Regions from separate parts of the Homo sapiens genome. Here region 2 is linked to region 1. Evidence: read pairs that join two places in POLR2A ChIA-PET (ENCODE). Cell type or tissue: B cell. All regions are shown on one strand. Links, peaks and the distances in the headings refer to the core of each region. The heading gives the core; the rest is flanking DNA.

What was found. Peaks named below come from ENCODE experiments on the same cell type or tissue, not always from the same donor. Only the 100,000 strongest peaks of a DNase experiment are listed, where the experiment ranks them.
Region 2: POLR2A ChIA-PET joins it to region 1 with 6 read pairs; 2 of 35 experiments call an interaction of 5 or more read pairs at or near these places.

Annotation. Positions count from the first base shown.
Region 1 is chr11:86,041,195-86,054,013 of GRCh38, reverse strand. The region is part of intron 1 of PICALM (phosphatidylinositol binding clathrin assembly protein); the gene reads left to right. It overlaps LOC124902730 (a long non-coding RNA gene), which reads left to right. Exons shown (of 2, transcript XR_007062822.1): 1 at 1-11,252; 2 at 11,486-11,625. Among named protein-coding and RNA genes, the nearest start is that of PICALM, 21 kb to the left of the region's middle. In B cell, for the core only: no CTCF peak of the experiment used is centred there; no DNase peak of the experiment used is centred there; H3K27ac peaks cover 1,265 bases.
Region 2 is chr11:86,266,782-86,277,061 of GRCh38, reverse strand. EED (embryonic ectoderm development) reads right to left here. Exons shown (of 12, transcript NM_003797.5): 9 at 8,501-8,606; 10 at 1-82. Among named protein-coding and RNA genes, the nearest start is that of MIR6755, 6.4 kb to the left of the region's middle. In B cell, for the core only: no CTCF peak of the experiment used is centred there; no DNase peak of the experiment used is centred there.

The DNA.
Region 1 (12,819 bases), core at 3,359-7,358:
AAGATTTGTTAAATCAGTTTGAAGTCAGTAAGAATCTTCGTGGCCTGTTTGATTTAATTAGTGACTTTTATATATCTGAAAATGATATATTGTCACTTGTGCATTTTTAAAGCTGGATTTCTACCAAACAAGGCTTTGTTAGTCTTGGATGGGTGCTTTGGCTCATCCCTGTAATTCCAGAACTTTGGGAGGCCGAGGTGGGCAGATTGCTTGAGTCCAGGAGTTTGAGACCAGCCTGGGTGACATAGTGAAATCCCATCTCTACTGAAAATATAAAAATTATTTGGGCATGGTGGCACACACCTGTAGTCCCAGCTACTTGTAATGCTGAAGCGGGAGGATCACTTGAGCCCAGGAGGCAGAGGTTATAGTGAGCCGAGATCATGCCACTGTACTCCAGCCTTGGTGACAGTGAGACCCTGTCTCAAAAAAAAGACTTTATTCGTCTTAAGGAAATTAATATGCTCATTAGCATTACATATTGAGTCTTGTTAAAATAAAACTTTAGACAAATTAAATTTGGCAGTTAATTTGAGCAAAGAAACAATTCATGAATTGAGCAGCACCCTGAAGGAGTAAAGGTTCAGAGAGTTCCACCCAGCAATGTGGATAGTCAGGATTTATAGACAGAAAAAGAAGTGACATCCAGACATAGTCTGATTGGTTACAGGTCCACGTTTGTGTCCACGTTTGCCTTATTTGGACATGTCTGAGCAGCTTGCCGCTTGTGATTGGCAGAACGCTTAGCCTCGTTACAAGAATATACTCGAGTTAGGTTGCAGTTTTAACATACTGAGGTGCAGTTCCCTGCTTATGGAAGCAGCTTTAGGCCAAATTTAATTAACAGTGTCACTATTCAGGTTGTGTTGAGATTATTGTGAAACACTAATCTGTCCTCAGTCTAGTAGGGTAGATGACGTATGCAGATAGCTGTATTGCCAGACAATGTGAGATAAGTACAGATCAAATGATGTTAAAAATCAGATAAGAGAGATACTGCTTTTGATAAGGGAAGATAACTGGACCTTAAATGATAAGTTATTAGGAACACTAGGCATTTCAGGTGGAGGAAAGAGCATGAGCAAACATTTGTAGACAGGAAGCTGAAATTGTGTTTGAGGAACAAAGAGATTTGTAAATGGGGTGCTTTTGGACTGTGAGAGGGACAGGTTGGGTGCAATGAGAAATACAGTCGGAGCAATTGTCTGAGGCTAGATTGTGAAGGGAGTATGACTTTTAATTATATGACCTTTAGATATAGCTTTTTGGCTACTGTAGGTCAAGTTGGACCATAGTTAGAGCCAATTTTTCAAAATTACACTTTATCTGTAGTTTCTGCTGCCAGTGTGAAAACAGGAAAGGCAAGGAGTTTTGCTGATCTGGAAGCTGAGATGAGATTTTGCTGCTTCAAGTTTTTGTATTAACTTTATTATAGAATGAATGAATGGTGGCAATTACTGAGGTTTGGGGATTTCCGAGTCTCTAGATTGCACAGGAATCATTGAAGAAGTCTTCTCAACAGAAATAATGTAAACCTAACTTTGATCTGAAGGAAGAAATTTTATAAAAGAAAGGAAACTTTCAGTCTTCAGGGATTCACAAAGTCTGATAAAAATTGGTGTATTAGTCTATTCTCGTGCTGCTATGAAGAAACACCCAAGACTGGGTAATTTATAAAGAAAAGAGGTTTAATTGACTCACAGTTCTGCATGGCCAGGGAGACCTCAGGAAACTTACAATTATGGCAGAAAGGGAAGCAAACATGTCCTTTCTCACATGATGGCAGGAGAGAGAAGTGCCCCTTATAAAACCATCAGATCTCATGAGAACTCACTCACTATCATGAGAACAGCATGGGAGAAACTGTCGCTATGATTCAGTTATCTCCACCTGGTCCTGTCCTTCACATGGGTATTATTACAACTCAAGGTGAGATTTGGGTAGGGACACAGAGCCAAACCGTTTCAGTTGGTTTAGTTAGGACATACAAAATGGGGAGAATAGCTAACCTTTAAGGAAACCTTTCTATGTCTTGGGCAATTGACATGCATTGTTAACACAATGTTTATACAAACCTATTCATCAGATAGTCTTATTGGCTTTATTTTCCACATACTTAAACCAAAACACTATTAGTAAGAAGACATAGAGAATAAATCTGACATTTAGATGGCGATGAAGAACCTTGACTAGAGGTCAGGCAATCTGAAGGGGAGCTTCTTAGCTCACAGAAAACTTATATGGAATGAGATATAGATAGGAGAGAGCTTTTCTTTGAGGAATATAATTTATGTAAATATGTAAGATTACATTTTGAGATGTCAACTTTCTATACTTTTTTTCTTTTCTTTTTGAGATGGAGTCTCACTCTGTTACGCAGGCTGGAGTGCAGTGTCGCGATGTCAGCTCACTGCAACCTCTGCCTCCCAGGTTCAAGTGATTCTCCTGCTTCAGCCTCCCAAGTAGCTGGGACTGTGAGTGCACGCTACCATGCCTGGCTAATTTTTGTATTTTTAGTAGAGATGGGGTTTCACCATGTTGGCCAGACTGGTCAGGAACTCCTGACTTCAAGTGATCCGCCCACCTCCATCTCCCAAAGTGCTGGGATTACAGGAGTGAGCCACCACTTTATCTTAAGATAAATTTTCCATATGCTTCAAGAGGAGTAAGCTCTAACTGGAATGTAGGGTACTGACCCTAGCTCCATATGACCTCACAAAAATCTGTTACTAAAATAGTTTATTTTCTAAATTACCTTCTTACTCTGTTATTCTGTGATGCTATAATTGTGCTCCTTTAGCTTTTTTTGTTGTAGGCTTGGTCCTTTGGAAACGAATACCAGAAACAGTTTCTCTCTGAGCCTTTGCTTCATTCTCCATCAGAGTATTCTGTCCCATTTACTACTATATCATTATTTGAAAAACAGTTTGAATTTGCATATCTTATTATCATTGGTAGGAATAGGTGGCATTGTCTTATGTGATTCTTGTTTTAGGAGGAAATGGGCAACAAAAATGTGAATTTTCAGCTGGGTGTGTTGGTGCATCCTTGTAGTCCCAGCTACTCAGGTGACTGAGGTGGCAGTATTTCTTGAGGCCAGTAGTTTGAGGCCACCTTGTACAACATAGCGAGACCACATCACATAAAAAATAATAACAATAAATAATTTTTTTCCAGTGTGTATCTTGGATGTAAAAAAAAGGGAGTTTCTTTCTACCTTTATTAAAAATTGTCTTATATGTGTTGCCTGTTGTTCATATTGGGGGATCAGCTGAGGGTGTGTAAGGAGCATCACTAATCCATCACCATTTATGTTCTACCACAGTGACATAATCTTAAAATTATTAAGTGATGAATTGATGGATAATTGCTTCACCTTATTTTTATCTCTTCATTTTAATTCTTCAGAAACACAGAAATGTAAACATTATTATTGTTGCCAGGATCCTTAATTTAATTTGCATGATGGAAGGACTGTGTTTCTTAAATTATATGAATGCTGTGTATATGTATTGTAGAATGGGGAATTGCATGTATCTGTTTAATATTAGAAATCTGTAATAGGTCAAGGCTGCATCAGTTTTTGTGGCTGTAATTGCTTGCACATTTTTGGCTTATAAACTTTTGTGTACCAGTGACAACCATTAAGAGCCAGAAAAGTTTGCTTTTACTTGCAGTACATGTACATCTAGTTTTGAGTTATTTGTCAAAAAAGGGTGAACTTTCTTTTTGGCTTTTTTTTTGGGGGGGCCTTTTGTGACTTGAAATTAAGCAACTTACTGATATAGTTTTTTTTTTTTTTTTTTTTTGAGACAGAGTCTTGCTCTGTTGCCCAGGCTGGAGTGCAGTGGCGCGATCTCTGCTCACTGCAACCTCCGCCTCCTGGGTTCAAGGAGTTATCCTGCCTTAGCCTCCTGAGTAGCTGGGATTATAGGCTCTCATCACTACGCCTGGCTAATTTTTGTATTTTATTTTTAGTAGAGATGGGGTTTTGCCATGTTGGCCAGGCTGGTTGTGAACTCCTGACTTCAGGTGATCCACCCACGTTGACCTCCTAAAGTGCTGGGATCACAGGCGTGAGCCACCTCACCTGGCCTGATGTAGTTTAGAATAATCTTTAGTTGTGTCCAATATGTAGTTTTACCTAGCAAACTCGTTTTAATTGTTGGTACCTTTTTTTTTTTTTAACTTCTCTAAGTTCATCTACCTTCAGATTGCATCTTTGGAAGGGGATGGGCAGAATTTTGGAAGGTAGCAGTTCTCTTAGATGAATAGAAAAGAGGCCAGGCATGGTGGCTCACGCCTGTAACCCCTGCACTTTGGGAGGCCAAGGCAGGTGGATCACCTGAGGTCAGGAGTTTGAGACCAGCCTGGCCAATATGATGAAACCCCGAGATTGCGCCACTGCACTCCAGCCTGGGTGACAGAGTGAGACTCTTTCTCAGGGAAAAGGAAAAAAAAAGGGAAAATAAAAGAAAATGAATTTCTCCAATTAACAGTTACTGGCTTTATTTCAGGCGAGCTGTCATGGGGGAATTTGTCTGGTTTTGAGATATAAGATCAGTGTGAAGATTTATTGATACATACAAAATGGAGTGGGTTGCTCTGCAATGAATTTGTGTGTTAAAACTGAATATCAAAGATAAAATAAGTTAACTGGATAGTTGCATTTGATCTTTTGGTATGGAACCGGAGTAAAGATCTGATTTATGTTTTTTTTTGTTTGTTTTTTTGAGACAGTCTTGCTTTGTCACCCAGGCTGCAGTGCAGTGGCACAATCTCAGCTCACTGCACTGGGTTCCAGTGATTCTCATGCCTCAGCCTCCCAAGTAGTTGGGATTATAGGTGTGCACCCACCGTGCCTGACTAATTTTTGTATTTTTAGTAGAGACGGGCTTTTGCCATGTTGGTCAGGCTGGTCTGGAACTCCTAGCCTCATGTGATCCACCCGCCTTGGTCTTCCAAAGTGCTGGGATTACAGGTGGGAGCCACCGCACCCGGCCCTCTGATTTGTTCTTTACGTGGTCACTTTGCCTCCCATTTTCAGAATTGGAAGATATACCCACATTATCCTTATTCCCATTTGTACATTTCCTTATTGAAGTAAAACCAGCTGTTTAATGACTGAAAAGTTACAGTTTAGCAGGCAGTAATTTTTTTTTTTTTTTTTTTTTTTGAGACGGAGTTTCACTCTTACTCCCCAGGAGGCTGAAGTGCAGTGGTGCTATATCTTGGCTCACCGCAACCTCTGCCTCCCAGGTTCAAGCGATTCTCCTGCCTCAGCCTCCCGAGTAGCTGAGATTACAGGCATGCGCCACCACGCCCGGCTAATTTTTGTATTTTTAGTAGAGCTGGGATTTCACCATGTTGGCCAGGATGGTCTCGACCTCCTGATGTTGTGATCTGCCCGCCTCAGCCCCCCAAAGTGCTGGGATTACAGGTGTGAGCCACTGCACCCGGCCTATTTTTCTTTTATTAACATTAGCTTTAGTAATTTTTCTTCACAGAACTATGTATTTGTGTATTTGTTGTCAGGTTTGGAATTTGTGTTGGCTATCAATTTAATATAAAGTCTTAGACTTTATAGAGTATAAACCCTCATTTATTTTTGTTCATCGTATTCTTGCAAAATACTGTTTTGACTTGGTGACCTAGAGTGGATCAAGGCACTATCTTCAAGTGGTTTCTGTAGTAGCCTAACCTAGAAACACTGCCTGACATAGCTGAGTGGCAATGAAAAACAGCCATAGGTACTAACTTAAAAATTAGCTATAGAATTGCAACTGGCAGCTAAGTTAGAAAGCTATTTATAGAGCAGCTTGGGATACTAAGATACTCCTTGACTGCATGAAGGTGCAGTGCAAGGAGAGAACCATTGCTTCGCATCAGGAGATTGGAAACCTTTTTTTTTTGAGACGGAGTTTTGGCCTTGTTGCCCAGGCTGGAGTGCAGTGGCGGGATCTCGGCTCACTGCAGCCTCTGCCTCCCGAGTTCAGGAGATTCTCCTGCGTCAGCCTCCCAAGTAGCTGGGATTACAGGTGCCCGCCACCATGCCCGGCTAATTTTTTATATTTTTAGTAGAGACGAGGTTTCACCATGTTGGCCAGGCTGGTCTCAAACTCCTGACCTCAGGTGATCTGCCCGCCTCAGCCTCCCAAAGTGCTGGTATTACGAGTGTGAGCCACTGCACCCAGCCGGAAACGTTTTAAGAGAGAAACTTACTAATAAGTTGCTTCCTGTCCTTGGGCTTATAGACTTAATCTAGAATTGATTTTTCTTTGACTTTCTTCATCAGAGTTATATTTTCATAACTTAATGACTAACCAAGAATGTGTTATAACTGTTGAGGCCCCTTTTAACGTAGTTTACCCCTTCTGCTATTACTTAGAATTGATAGTAATTACATCTCTAGGGCAAAAGATGACTGGAAAATTGCTTTGTGTTCTTCTCATGTAACATCATATAAGACCTGTTCACCTAAAATCTAGTGAGTTGATTTAGTTTGTTCTCTGACATTCTTGGCTTCTTTAAACTTGCTTATAAATTAAGGCTTGCAGTTTGAGTCATTTGGAAATGGGCAATGCCCAGAACTTTCGCAACTTGTGAACTTGAGTTGAATAATGTGTCGCTTTCCTCATAGTCTGTCAACTTTAGTTCATTGTAGCCACAAAGAAGATGATTATGCCAATGAGGATTATACTAAACCAGACAAGAGGTGGCCTACTGTGTATACTAGGAATTAGATTTGTGAGAACTAAACACAACACTGAATTTGTGAAAATGTGTGCAGTTTAGAGTAATTAGAGAAAATGATAAGTCTCACTCAGACCACATGGAAATGGGGGTAGAGTGTGTGTGTGTTGTGGATGTGTGTCTTCATCTATCCTGCTAGTGGAAAGGTTACTGTTTGAAAAATGTAGTTCCAACACAGCCACTAGTTTGTGCTACTTTAGACAAGTATTTAAATCTTTGCAATAGAGATATTATAATAGAGCATTCCTTGCCTTGGCACAAGGCTGTTGTTAAATTGGAAGACTAAGGATATGAAAGAATTTTGTAATGTATAAAGAAATCTTGGCCAAGCACGGTGGCTCATGCCTGTAATCCCAACACTTTGGGAGGCCAAAGTGGGAGGATCACTTAAGGCCAGGAGTTTGAGACCAGCCTGGGCAACATAGTGAGACCTTGTATCTACAGAAAATTTAAAAATTGGCTGCATGTGCTGGCATGTACCTGTAGTCCCAGCTACTCCAGTCTGGGTGACAGAGTAAGACCCTGTCTTTATTAAGAAAGAAAGAAATCATATGTGCATTATAAAGATTTTGCCACTCTTAAGATTGAGTGCAAGGATCTATGGTAACACTTCCCAGTTGATGAAGAAATTGGGCATTAGATAATGAAGGTTTTGCAGCAGTAATTGAGTTTGAGCTATTTTCATGACAGTGTATTGGAAAGGTGATAGAGGAGTTGTCTCCTAAAATGAGGGAAAACATCAATACAAAATGATGGTAAGAAAGAAATGAAAATATTTGTAATGATGCTTTAAAGCTTTAGGGTACTTTTAAAATACCCTAAATATATCACCTTACTAAGCCAAGATGTTGTGAAAATTAAGTATTAGTCCTATTTTTTAAATGTTGAAATGGAAACTGAGTGACTAATTAACATGCCTGAAATCACAATGGTGAATCATGAATCTCGAATTTGATTCTAGATTTTTTTTGCTCATTCTGATGTGTTGGTTAGTCTTGTTATAGTACAGTTGTAGCACATGGAAATGGATGGGACCATGCATGGAAGCCAGAGAGTCTAGAGCAGAACTTCAGTGATGGCAAATTAAAATCTTCATTATCAGTATTTGAAGCAGATATTGAAAATGAATAGCTCTTAGGACAGACTATCAAATAAATGTGAGCCAGAAGATTTTTAATGGGAGAAATTAACTTTAATGAAATATCTTGTAGAAAGAGTTAAAAACAAGATACCTGCCAATCCCAGTCACTCTGGAGAGTATCTAATGTAGCAATGAAAGTAAAAACTAGTTAACATTCTCCAGTGTTTGTCAAGTTTAGGAAGAGATTAACTTGAAAAGCTGTGGTTGGGTAGAAGGTTTATTTGAAGATCGTTTGGCATCATAGCAAAAAAAAGTTGGTGAAAGATTGGTACTGTAGAATGATGGGAGAAAGATGATTAAATTTCCCTTCCTACTTGTCTAGACCACTTAAAATGTATATTACTTTCTCACACAAGCCAGGATAAAGATACACTCTTTAAGAAATTTAGGAGACTCTTCATATATCCATTCATAGATAGAATGTGGTTTTGAAAATAAATGGGATATTGTATAAATATAGATCTATATAAAATTTTATAATTCCTTTTAAGAAAGACATTTGTCAGGAAGTAAAATTGTCAGACTTTTTAGTGCTGAGAAATAGGAAATAGGTGAATGTGGGTTATATGGAGTCTTTTTTTTTTTTTTTTTTTTTTTTTTGAATTTCAAGACAGGGTCTCACTATGTTGCCTAGGCTGGAGTTCAGTGGCTATTCACAGTTGTCATCATTGCATACTACAGCCTCAAACTCTTGGGCTGAAGTGATCCACCCACCTCAACCTCCTGAGTGGCTGGGACTACAGGTGCATACCACTGTACCCTTCTAGGAATCTTATAAGAACAGGTGTATGGTTATGAGGTGTATGAGGATAGAGATATTTTTTGTCCTGGTGATTATTTCTTCTTGTAGAATAATCCTGGTGATTTTTCCTTCTTGTAGAAACTTAAAGGCGTAATATTAAACTTATTAGGAAAAATAACTCTGGCTTTATTTTGTAGTGATTTATTAATGGCTTTATTTTATAGTGATATATTAATAATGTATTAAAATTGCTCATATTTTCCACTTAGAGAGTATTATTTCAAAATTTAAAGCCATGTAGATAGGTTATTATTTGGTGCTACATCCGCCATTACTGCAGTTGGTTTCCAGCAGTTTGAAAAATGATTTTTCAGAAATGGCTTTCACTTGTTACTCAGTGGCTTACAGCAACGGTCCCCAACCTTTTTGGCACCAAGGAGTGGTTTCATGGAAGACAGTTTTTCCACAGACTGGCAGGGGGTGTGTGGAGGGATGGTTTCGGGATGAAACTGTTCCACCTCGATCATAGGCATTAGATTCTCATAAGGAGTGCACAGCCTAGATCCCTTGCATGTGCAGTTCACAATAGGGGTCGCGCTCCTATGAGAATCTAATGCCCCTGCTGATCTGATAGGAGGCAGAGCTCAGGCAGTAATGCTTCCTAGCTCACCAGCTACTGTGTGGCCCAGTTCCTAACAGGTCATGAGCCAGTAATGGTCCACGGCCTGGGGGTTGGGAACCCCTGGCTTACAGGGTCTTCACATGCTTACTAGCTACAGTTACGTCACTTAATCGTGTAATAAATGGCTCGTGTAATTTTGAGTCACTTAAAGTGATCAGATTGTTTTAATTGTGAAGCATGTGAATAAATAAATGAGATTTCCACCGTCTGGTACTATATACGTAAAACTAGAGGCTTTGCAAAATTACCAAGAGACGATCCCGTTTGATGTGTCTTTGGTTTGGCACAGGTGGAGCAGACATGTGAGATATAGAATGAATGGGAGGCCTTCACACTTACTCACTATGTGGAAGGTGGTAGTTGATCATGATGGTCAGTTCCATAGGCCTCCAGGCCACTGGTGACACACTACCACTGTTGCCATAATTCTTAAAAGTCATTTTATGTGGGGCTCCTTCCTAGCAACCTCCCTCAAACACATAGCTCCATCCCTTCCAAGAGCTAAGAAATTTTTAGCACTTGCCACCATCTATTTGTTCATTTGTTTACTGATTACATTCCTCCCATTAGTATATAAGCTCCGTGATAATAGAAACTTTGTCCACTATTGTATATTTCTAACTCCTAAGACACTATTGGCGTATTATAGTATGCAGTTAATACTAGAATAAATGGGATTTCTGTTTGTTCTTACTGAGGTTTGCAAAGCTTCATGAAAGTGGAATATAAAGATTCTCGTTGTTCTGTGTGCATTGGGGACATGGAACGGAACTTGTGTTTTCTGAGTGAGGGAGCCTCTGGCAGAGAGTCTAACTGCAATCCATTATTCCCTGTGACTGGGCAGAATTTAAAAATTTTTAAGAGAAGAGATGAAAAATCTTCTGGATTCCTACTTAATTTAGACATGGGTTTGGCTCTTAACGAAAAACTTTAACCTACCTACAGGGAAGGCTTTTTCGCTGTTACCCTTACTTCTGTCTCCTGGATCTTATGAGTGGAGAAATGAGCCTTTGTTTCACTTACAAATCCACAAATATTTATGCTGTCATATGAACACATGTATAAGGCGCTGTGTCACATTGTGGAAGATACAAAGAGACAGGATTCCTGAGAATTTAACAAAGTTAAGAATGAGTGTTATTAATTAAAACAAAAATGGGACATTTAGGTTATAGTTGAGACCATGTTCTTGTTTTTTAAACGTGAGATGTTTTTGGACACAGAGGTGAAAAATTCTAATGTCTCTAACTCCCCCAGAAGACCTTAGATTGATTTTTCTGAGAAGAAATTTGTGAATGATTTGCATAGAGATTTTCTTTGAGGTTAAGAAATTAGATGAGTTTCCCGGGGTGAAAAAAACAGAAGCAGAGATTATTGTTAAAAATGGTCATGGGTAGAGGGGTTAGAGGGCAAAGTAGGCAGAATAGAAGCATGTTTGTGTTTTAAGGAGGCTAAGAACTAGAATATAGCACTCATAAAAGGAAAATGCAAATGCACTGTGAATAGCTGCTACTGGTAGTGTATTAATTTCTTAGCTACATGTAAACTTTTATTAGTGTGCTTATAACTAAGGTGATGTGTAATATGTCATCCAAACTTGGGTCACTTTTAAGAGTGAAAGGGTGTGCTATCTGAATGGGACCCTGGACAACAGGTGTGAACCAGGACTGTTCCAGCAAAACCAGGACGGTTGGTCATTCCTAACTAATAACGTACTTTTCTCCAGACTTAGTCCCAATTCCTTTAACCTCTCCAGAATTATCTATAAATAATTATAGATATTATACCATAAATGTTTTTTCCTTTATAGTACTCTGATCTGCACTTGCAGAGCCTCTCAGTTGTTGGTTTCTTTTTCCCTGTCTTGTTGGAAAGAAAGGAGAATTTTTCTGCCCCCACTCTGGACCCTGCTTGGGTTCACAGCATTGGTGGAGGTAAGTAGTATTCTCAATGTATTGTTAGTTGACTTTCATTTTGCTTAGGAAATGAGGTTTCTGTATTTTTCTGATCCAGTACTAGATTTTTTTTTTTTTTTGAGAGTCCTGATGATATTTAACTGGGCTAACGAACAGTTAGTAAGTTCTTAGCATGTAATACAAAAAAGTGTTTGTAATTTTGGCATTTGTTCTTAAATTACTTGATACTTAATATGTTTTCTTTCCTATAGGTGGGGTTGTCATTGTGAAATTTAAGATCTTCAAAGAAGAGAATGTAATTTATACCATGAATATGTTATTTTTTCATGTTGGAGCACTGTAATACTTTCAGTTTGTTTTCTTATTGTTTAAATAAAATTTTTAATTCTTATATTAAGTGATGAGTTTTTATTCCATTAAGTAGCTTTTTATTGTCTTGTATTTCTGATAAATTTAAAATTGACATAGAAGTAATAAATCTTTGAGATGGTGCTTACCAAAATATGATTTTCCTCATCCCTTACAGTAATCCTTATTTGGAATCTAGGATGGGCCTAAGGTATCTAGGTTTGAAAATCACCACTTTAGAGTACTAGAATGGAATCCTAAACAATCTCAGATTTAAGAATGTGGTTTACAGATGAGCCTGAATGCATCTGTGTTCTTGCCAGGGTCCTGTTGTTCCTCTGTACAGTCTGCCATCTAGTGGTAGGAATGCAGAGTTTACCAGAATGCCAACGGAAAGCTCTAGGTTTACACTTTCTTATATTAAGAAGGCTTACGTAGTAATTTAAAACATTTTGATAATCAGAGGAGGGGGGAGGAACAACTCTTTCATTTGAAAATACAAGTCAGTGGCAGTGAAGTCAGAGTATTCCAAGAGTATATGTTTTTCTATAGAGCATTTTCATGACTTAAACTTTCCACTTTTGTTCTAAGAGTTTTTGTATTTATGACATTAGTGGGTAAAGAGACAAATGAAAGATAATTTTAAGAGACAGTAGATTAGACTGATCTGAAAAATGTGTTTTCAGTGTTGATTAAAATTTTAGAGCAATTACATAATGACTTCATTTAAAACAATTTAGTTTGCACTTTTAAAATTAAAGTTTGAACAGTTCGGTAAATTTGGCTTGGGTTCAGCCATGACTTAAGAGGCTAAATTTCAGACATATATTAATATATAGTATCTTAGGAGTTTGCTTTGTGTACCCAGTTCTATCTGAATTCTTTCTTCTCTACATATTCCCTTTTCAGTTCCTCATCTTTCCTCTGCCACAAATAAAAAGGATGTCAGTCCTTTCTCTGCCAGGAAAATGCCTTTTAAAAAATCTCTTCTGTGTTCCGTTCTTGAAGTAGAGGCTTTTTATTGAGGTAGTTCATAATATCAGTATAGTGGCAGGAGGAGGAATATGGGGTGGTATAAACTTGAAAAAGCAATTATGCTGCTCTCTAGATTGCTAATATATTTTTTTCCAAATTTGCTGCACTGAAGCTTAGACTAAATAGAATATTGTTGCTTTCTACAGATGTCTTCTAAGTTACATTTCATTTACTAGTATTAATTTAATAAATATTTAAGGTG
Region 2 (10,280 bases), core at 3,728-7,727, 220 kb before region 1:
CATTAGATTCACTGGGTTTAATTTTATCTATATCATCTTCCATCTTGCCAGGTTTCCAGCACACAATGGCATTTTCACAAGACTAAAACAGAGAGAGAAATGAGAAAAAGAAATGTTAATGAGGAACTGAATCTTACAAAGTAAAAACAAGGCTTTTCTATTGTTTTGGAATTCACAGCTCTTAGAACCTGGTTAATCCATCTATCAAGTACAGTGATGTACATTCATTTATATTTACAGTCAATGACCATACTTAAGGACAAGAAATCTGATTATCAACAGAATTCGATAATACAAAAGAATCACATTGTCTGAAATATTCATTTTGGAAGTCAACATTTCTCTTTCAAGTTAAACCAAGTTCAGCTCTAGATACTCTGACACCCAGAGACTTTAAGTGTTTTATAGCACAGGTCAATTACAAACACACAGAATTAGAATACATGGCTTTTCAGAATCCGGCATTAATCTGGCTCTTGCTTACTTCACTAGTTTCATCTTTCCCCATGCAGTCTCCCATTTCGCTTCTAATCACAGGTGGTTTCCTTTACCTTATTAACTATTATTCCTTCATCCAGTATCTGTGCCACACAGTAGGTACTCAACAGGTATCTTAGGAAAGTTGATGAACTCACATAAATAGCCTTAGAATTCAGTTTATAAATAGGGCAATCGAAGGCAAGTAAAGCAGTTGTTTAACATCAAGACACTCATATGGGGATAGGATTGAAATAGGCTTCAAACTTATACTTTTCCTATCCTATAAAATCAAATTTGTATGCACATACCTAAGCAGTAAGTGGTAAAGAATACAATGAGAAAAAATTGCAAAACTGTGGGCACTATTCATATTACTGTCTAGGTCAGTGGTTTGCCCACGAAGGGACATTTGACAATGTGTCTGTGCTCTAATGGGTAGAGGCCAAAGATGCTACTAAATATCTTATAATGCACAGGAAACCCCCTACAAAAAAAAGAATTATCTGGCCTAAACTAAATAGCACCAGGATTCAGAAATCCTCATGTAAGTGAACAGTGCCCCTAGAGTTTTACTGGACAGCCTACATAATATAGTGACAGGTGGCAGCCCTGTGGGGTTCACAGGCATTTAAATAATTTAATAGTATGGCCACTTGAAGATTAGGGAGGAGACAACACATTTTTCTTCTCTACCTTTTTTATTTAGACTTTTTAAATCCTAGTGCTATATGACATCTATTATTCAAGTTTTTAACTGTAAAGGACCTTAGAAACCACCCAGTGTGATGACTCTTGGCTAAATGCAAAATTGGATCAATAGTCTGTGGAGTTTTCTCAAAAGACTCATCTCAGCCCCTACTGATTCAGAGTCTCTCAGCCCCTACTGATTCAGAGTCTCTAAGAGAAAGGCCAAAGCAGAAGAACTGTAAAATAGCTCTTCAAGTGCTTCTTACTAACTGCACCGGTGAAGAATTTTTAAGTACTGGAGTCCCTGGATGGAAAAACTAAAGCAAAGTGAGGTAAAAAGATGTTGCCAGAGCTAATGGATGGCTGCACTTCAAAATCATCTAAGAGCTTTTTAGAACTACCAATTCCCAGGGCCTTGCGCCAGATTTAGAATTTCTGAAGGTGAGGTCTAGGAAATCTATTTTTCTAACATTCTCCTAGTGAGTCCGATGCAGAGCCAGATTTGAGACCACCAATATATTTCAGTTCAGCCTACCACCTAAAATTCAGAAATCCTTTCCAGAGATCTAAGTTCTAAGAGCAGAAATTTTAAAAAGCTAATAGCTTTTTACTTCTGCTGGTGGAACAATGTAGCAGATGTGTTTTTTCCTGTAAGTCCACTTAAAAGTCGGAGTATCATACACAAAGCAAACATAAGACTTGGAAAGGTAGAGAAAAGGCAAACAAGTTAGAAACCTTGGAACACAAACGATAACCGTTGAGTTTCCCGGGTTTTCTTTTGCCTTATGTATTCCAGACTAGATAAGAGAGAAGGCAGCAACTCACAAATGCTAATGAGTGAAGACAACAACAACAACAACAACAATAAAAGCCTGCTTTTTCTAGCCAATGAACCAAAAAAAGTAGCAGCCTAACAGGACAAAATTTTCAGACAACAATGCTCTACTCCAGCCAAACACCCTAGAAAAATCTGTGGACCCACCTCCATCTGAACCAGTGAAAACCCATGCTCAGGTTGTAACTAAGCACCCCAAGTGCCTACCCCATGACTCTCCCTGTACCTCTTATAGCAATGGGGTGACCCGCCTCCTCTCGGGCTAGGGTGGTATCAGAGGAGGCCTAATAGAGTTAGGACATTCATAACCATTCATTGGTAAAGCCACCACCAACTACCCAGAGTGTAAATGGAGACCACTAGGGGGGGCAGTAATTAGGCATCCTGGCCCTTCCCAGCTAGGGTGGTATCAGCTGAGGCCTACGGAGAGCCTTAACTCCCACCCCGACTGAGCAGTAATGAAGCACCAACACAAGGTCAACCGAGTGGGGAACCCAGACTTCCACCCCAATCTGGCACAACACAATGCGCCTCCCTTCCCCAGCTGAAAAGGTATCAGAGAAAGCCTGCTGTAAGAGAAGATCTAAATAAGGTCCAGAGTCTCGTAATACCCAAAATACCCAGGTTTCAATCAAAAATCACTCTTCATACCAAGAATCATAAAAATCAACTTTTTAAAAAGACAAAAATCAGCTTTAAAAAGATAATCAATAGATACCAACACTGAGATAACATGGATGTCAGATCTGACATAGATTTAAGGCAGGAATATAAAAATGCTTCAATGAATGCAAACATACTTAGAATGAACTGGAAGTTTTATAACTAAAATATACTATTATAACCCAAATAAAAAACTCAATTGATGGGCTCAATATCAAAAGAGAAGAGGGTCAAGAGTCAGTAAATTTAAAGACAGTACAATAGAAATTACCCAATCTGAACAAAAAAAAAAAAAGAAAAAAGACAGTCCTAGGGACCAAACAAACGATCTAACATTCATATAATCAGAGTCCCAAAATGAGGGAAGAGAGCAGGGCTGAAAAACAATTTGAGTAATGGCTGAAAACTTTCCAAACCTGGGACAAAACATCAATCTACTACAGATTCTTCAAGAATGTCAGTGAACCCCAAACAAGACAAACCCAAAGAAATCCACATCAAGTCATATCGCACTCAAACCTCAAACTAAATATACTCATGCTCAATCTGAAAACTAAAGGCAAAGAAAACAATCCTGAAAGCAGTAAGACAGAAAGAACATCTTACCTACAGGGGACAAACAATTCCAGTGACAGCAAATTTCTCATCGGAATTATGGAGGCCAAAGAGGGAGCAAAAACATTTGTCAGGTGTTGAAAGAAAATAACTGTGAATCCAGAATCCTATATCGAGTGAATACATCCTTCAGAAATAAAGAAGAAATGAGGCCATGCTCTGATAAAGAAAAACTAGGAGAATCTGTTAACAGCAGACCTGCTCTAAAAGAATGGTTAAAGAAAGTTTTCGAAACAGAAAGAAAATTAATTAAGAAGATTTGAATTTATCAGTAAGGAAGAACAACAGAAAATGCAAAATGAGTCAATATAATATTCTCCTTTTCCTTTTGGGTTTTCTAAATTATGTTTGATGGTTGAAGAACAAAAAAACTGATATGGTTCTCAAATACAAATAAATATTTAAGACAATTATAAATGGAGAAGAATAAAGTGATGTAAAGGGAAGGAAGCATTCTAAATTTCACTCAAATGGCTTGTGCCCATAATCCCAGTCCTTTGGGAGGCCAATGCAGGGGAATCACCTGAGGCCAGGAGTTTAAGACCAGCCTGAGCAACATAGCAAGATCCCCACCTCCACACATTAAAGAAATTAGCTGAGCATAGTGGTGCATGCCTCTAGTCCTAGCTACTCGGGAGGCTGAATCAGGAGGATTGCTTGAGGCCAGGAGTTTCAGGCTTCAGAGAGCTAAGACTGTGCCACTGCACTCCAGCCTGGGTGACTGAGTGAGATTTTATTTCTGGAGAAAAAAAAATATTGTAAAATGCTGATAATATAGTAGACTAATGAGTTACTATAGAGAAATAAAAATGGAATTCTAAAAACTGTTCATGTAACCCAGAAAGTTAGGGGGGAAAAAACTCAGAGAGAAATGAAAAAGACAAAAAGAAAAATGGCAGACTTAAAATAATAACTGATATAAAGCTTAAATATAAATGGTCTAAATACACCAATTAAAAGACATAGGCAGAATAGATTTAAAAAATGACCCAACTATATCATCTACAAGAAACTTACTCAATTATAATATACATAGATTAAAAGTTTGAAAAAAGATTATGTAATGAAAAAAGAGACAATTCCAAAGACATAGCAATACTAAATGTGAATGCATGAACAATAGAACTGCAAAACGTGACAGAACTGAAAGGAGAAAGAGAAAAATCCACATTGTAACTGAAGATTTCAACACCTGTCTCTCAATAGTTGATAAAACAGTAGACACCGAACAAGGATATAGAAGAATTCGACATCATCAACCAATTAAACACTTATACAACATTCCACTCAACAGAGTACATATTCTTTTCAAGCTCCCATCAAATATATCTAAAATAGAGCCATAAAACAAATTCTCAAAAACTCAACAATCTAAGCTACCATCTTAAGAAACTGATAAAAGTTGAGCAAAATAAACCAACAGTGGCCGGGCGCGGTGGCTCACGCCTGTAACCCCAGCACGTCGGGAGGCCGAAGCAGGTGGATCACCAGGTCAGGAGATCGAGACCATCCTGGCTAACACAGTGAAACCCCATCTCTACTAAAAACATAAAAAAATTAGCCGGGTGTGGTGGCAGGCTCCTGTAGTCCCAGCTACTCAGGAGGCTAAGGCAGGAGAATGGTGTCAACCCAGGAGGCGGAGCTTGCAGTGAGCCAAGATCGCGCCATTGCACTCCAGCCTGGGCGACAGAGCCAGACTCCGTCTCAAAAAAAAAAAAAAAAAAATCACACTAATTTTGCACAATCTCTTCTGGAAAATGGGAAACAGATCATTTGCCAATTCATTATAAAGTCAGTATTACTAATACCAAAACCAGAAAAAACAGTACCAAAAAAAAAAGTTAAGACCAGTATCATACCTCACGAATACAGACACAAAAATCCTTAACAAAATATTAGCAAACAGAACTCAGCAATACAAAAAATTACACAGGATGATCAAGTAGGAATGTATTCCAGGGTTCCAAGGCTGGATCAATATTCAAAAAACCAATCAATATAATCTACTATATTAATAGGCAACACAAGATAAACCATATGAGCATATAAACTGATGAAGAAAAAGCATTTGACAAAACACCATTCATGAAAAAGCTCTCAAAAATTTAGGAACAGGAAACAGTTCTCAACTTTCCCAACTTGATAGAGAATATCTACAAAACAAAACAAAACAAACCCTAATATACTTAATTGTGAAAGACTGAATGACAAGTCAAGAATATCTGTTCCTAACACTGCTATTCAACACAGGACTGAAAGTTCACCAGCGCAATAAGGCAAAAAAAGAAAAGGCATATAGATCACAAAGGAAGAAATAAAACTGTCCTTATTTGCAGATCACATGATAGTCTACAGAGAAAATCACAAAACACACCTTGAATATGTAGTCTAGCTAGGTCACAAGATTCAAGATCAATATGCAAAAATCAATTATATTTCTATATATTAGTTATGAACACATAAAAATGGAAAATAAAAATATAAAACAGTTTATAATTGCTTAAAAAATACTTAGGTATAAATCTAACAGAGCAAAAATGGGACTTATATGCTAAAAACTATAAAATGCTGATGACAAAAGTCAAAGAAGTTGTAAATAAATGAAGAGACATACCACAATCATGGATTAGAAGACTCAGCACAATATTAATTCTCCTTGAAATTATATATACAGGTTTAATACAAATCCAGTTAAAAACTCCTTCTCCTCAAAACAACTCCCAGCAAGATTTTTAGAAATGTAGAAAAGATTATTCTAAAATTTACACACAGAAAGACAAAGGAATTAGAATAGCTCAAAACAATTATGAAAAAAATAAAAGCGGGAAAAATCTATCAGATTCCAAGAATAATTATAGAGCTACAATAATGAGGACTGTGTATGTAGTACTGGTGGAGGGACAGATATACAGATGAAACAGAACAGGAAAATCAAAAACAGCCCCACGTAAGTACAGCCAAACAATTTCTGAGAGAGGTGCAAAAGCAATTCAATGGCGGAAGAATAGTCTTCCAACAAATGCTGATGGAACAACTGAGTATCTATAAGAGAAAAATGAACTTCCACCTAAACCTCGCACCTTCATAAGGAAATCAACTCAAAATGGATTACACATTTAATGTAAAACATAGCAGTATAAAACTTTTACAAGAGAACACAGGAGAAAATCTTTAAGGTCTATAGCTTGGTAAGGAGTTCTCAGGCAAAACATCAAAAGCATAATCCATAAAATAATTTTAAAAAATCAATATACTGGATTTAATAAAAACTACAAACATTTGCTCTGTGAAAGACCCTATTAAAGAGGATGAAATGACAAGCTACAGACTGAAAGAAAATATTTGCAAACTATGTATCTGATACAGGATTCATATTTAGAATATATTCAAACTCTCAAAACTCAACAGTTAAAAAAAAAAAAAAAACACAACAAAAAACCAATCCAATTAGAAAATGAGCAAAAGATATGAAAAGACATCACCAAAAAGGATATACGAATGGTAAATAAGCACATGAAAAAGATGTTCAACATCACTAGCCATCAGGGAAATGCAAATTAAGACCACGATGAGATATCACTACACACCTATCAGAACAGCTAAAATAAAAAATAATGACAATACCAAATGCTGGCGAAGATTCGGAGACACTGGATCTCTCATACATTGCTGGTGGGAATGTAAAATGGCACGGCCACTCTGGAAAATAGTTTGGCAGTTTCTTAAAAAACTAAACAAACTTAACCACAACCCAGCAATTGCCCTCCTAGGCATTTACCCAGAGAAATGAAAACTTAAGTCCACACAAAAACCTGGACACAACTGCTGATTAGCAGCTTTATTTGCAATAGCCCAGAACTGGAAATGACCAAAACCTCCTACCATAGATAGTTACATAAACTATGGTAATCCATACCATGGAATACTACTCAGCAATAAAAAAGGAGAACTACTGATACAGGCAACAACCTGGATGGATCTCAAGGGTTTGAGTGGAAAAAAACAATCTTAAAAGGTCCCAAACTGTACCATTCTTGAAATGACAAAATTCACGTGATAAAATGACATAAAACTAAACACACACATTGTACCAGTGTCAATTTTCTGGATTTGATATTGTATTACAGTTATATAATATATAAACTTTGGATTCTGGATAAAGATCATATGGGACCTCTCTGCACAATCTTTGAAACATCCTATGAATCAAGTTATTTGAAGGTCAAAAGTTTAAAGAAAAAAGAAAAAAACAGTTTACACATAAAGCCAAGAAAAAAGTAAATCAGGCTCTGCCCAAGAAAATGTGAAGTGGCCTGAAATTCACATCAAGAAAAGAAACCGGACAGCAATTTCACCAAATTTGATAATCCTAAATGCTCATGTAACATCACCAATAGCTTCTCTAAATTATCAGCTACAAAAAAATACACAGACACACAAACACACACACACACACACCCAGATGGCCTTGACTTACAATGGTCTGATTTACAATTTTTCAACTTTACCAAAATGGTACAAAACAGCTGCAATTTTGAAGTACTTGGAATTTTGAATTTTGATCTTTTCCTGGGCTAGCAGTATGCAGTATGTGAGATATTCAATGCTTTATTATAAAACAGGCTTTGTGTTAGATAATTTTGCCCAACTGTAGGCTAATTCTGAGCACATTTAAGATAGGCTGGGCTAAGCTGATATTCAGTAGGTTATGTGTATTAAATGCGTTTTCAATTTATGATGGGTTTATCACGATGTAATCCCATCATAAGTTGAGGAGCATCTGTATAAATCCATCAACAGGGGCAGGGGTTGGCAAACTACAGCCCATAAGCCAACTCCAGCCACCTGTTTTTATAAATAAAATTTTACTAAAATAGTCACAGAGATACAAAAAAACAAAAGCCAATTCTGTTGGCTTTAGTTACTGGTTATCTTGTAACAATACTGACTATCAGAGAATACTATCACCTTATAAAACTATACTCATCTTACTGGAGCACAAAGAATTATAATTCAATGGCATGTTTTATTCTTAAAACAAGTTTCTAAATATATCAAAATATGAGACTTTAAAAAAGGCAACTTCCCAGCTGCCATTCAATTTAATAAACTACATAAAGTGCTCCCTGCCAAGTTCCAACATGCGCACACACATACACACACACACACACACACACACACACACACGATGGAAGTACAGCTTAACTGCAGTTACCATACCTTAGAAAGTATCAAATCGCCTAACCATCGCACACAATCAACATAATTCCTATGTATGTCTCTGGTAGAAAAATCAGGAAAATGGATTTTCTGAGAAATAAATGGCCTGAAGGAAGAATGGAAATGTAAAAAGTTAAAAGAAAAAATTATAGTAGAATCATACTCTTTTTCATTTTTGGATTTATAAAACTTGGAAAAACAAAATGTAAGACTATTAATTCCTCTGTGTTCCTACATAACCAACCACCTTATCTATTTATTGAAAGCTAAAGTCTCATTCCACTTTTGTTTATTTTTCTCCATTATTATCCAATTTTATCTTTGTCCTATGATAGATACTTTGTTTATAAACATTGTAGTTTCCTGCGTTTTACTATATATAACCCAAAATTAATCACCTCAATTCTGGGTACCCTAACCAATAATAAAGGCCTGATCAGTTTCTCACTGAAAATATACTAAGCTACCTACTCAGTCCTTAAAATTAAGCATTAATAATCTATGAAAGTCAATATATCTACACTATTTCAAAAGATAGTCATCTTTCCAGGAACAACTAAACATCATTCCAAAGTCTGCTAAAGATACATCTACAGTCCTGCCTTGAGCAATAATTTCTGAAAATGATGCCTTACAGGAATTTAAAATTTCTTAAGTGGGGGTGGGTGCGGTGGCTCCCAGCACTTTGGGAGGCCGAGGCAGGTGGATCATCTGAGGTCAGGAGTTCGAGACCACCCTAGCCAACATGGTGAAACCCCATCTCTACTAAAAATACAAAAAAAAAAAAAAAAAAAATTAGCCAGGCATGGTGGCGGCCGCCTGTAATCCAGCTACTTGGGAGGCTGAGGCAGGAGAATCGCTTGAACCTGCGAGGCAGAGGTTGCAGTGAGCCAAGATTGCACCACTGCACTCCAGCCTGGGAAACAAGAGCAAAACTCCGTCTCAAAAAAACAAATAGAACAAAATAAAATTTCCTAGGACTTTTCCAAATAATTTCTGTATTTAGGAAACTAAATGGCAACACTGTTTTCATTAGAGATATTTGTGAGAAGAAACAAAACAAGCTGCTATTAATTCTGGAGTTATTTAACAGTACACTTAACATTCCTAATATACTCAGTTTTAAATCAGAAATAGCTGTATAAGTATAATATGCCATGAATTAGTTGTCTTAGGCAATTCATATGTCCTCTCTTTACCTTTTCCCTCAGATATGTAAAAAAGCACTTTGGATTGGAGCAACTCAAAACAATCCTTCCAATTCAAATTCTGGGATATTTTGTTGAAACATTAAAATGTTATTCGTGATCTGATATAAATTCTTAACTCTGCTATAATTATATTAATTGCTTTTTAGCTAAATACATACTATAATTGTATGGCCAAACCTCTCTCAAAGAAAAAACGAGTACAACTGTTATTTTTTGAAAACTCTGAAATATAGTTTGTATTTATTCCAGATATCTAGAAAATAATCTAAAAATATAAATTTAACATTGTCCTACTAGCTCCTGGTGTTTTAAAGGAGAAAGGTAAAACTTTTAATAATTCTTAGAGGACACTTAGGTCTGATGAATGTTAGTGCATTGAAATATTTACTGATGCTTACAAATTTAATAATCTATTAACAATCTGGCTTGATAACCAGAAAATGAATTCTAGCTCTTTGCTAAAACAAAAGTGCCAACAAAGTTAACATGCAGACATACAACGTTTATAGTGAAAGTGTTAATGACAGCCTGATAAGATTCTAAAGACAGTTACTGCATTAAGAATTGAG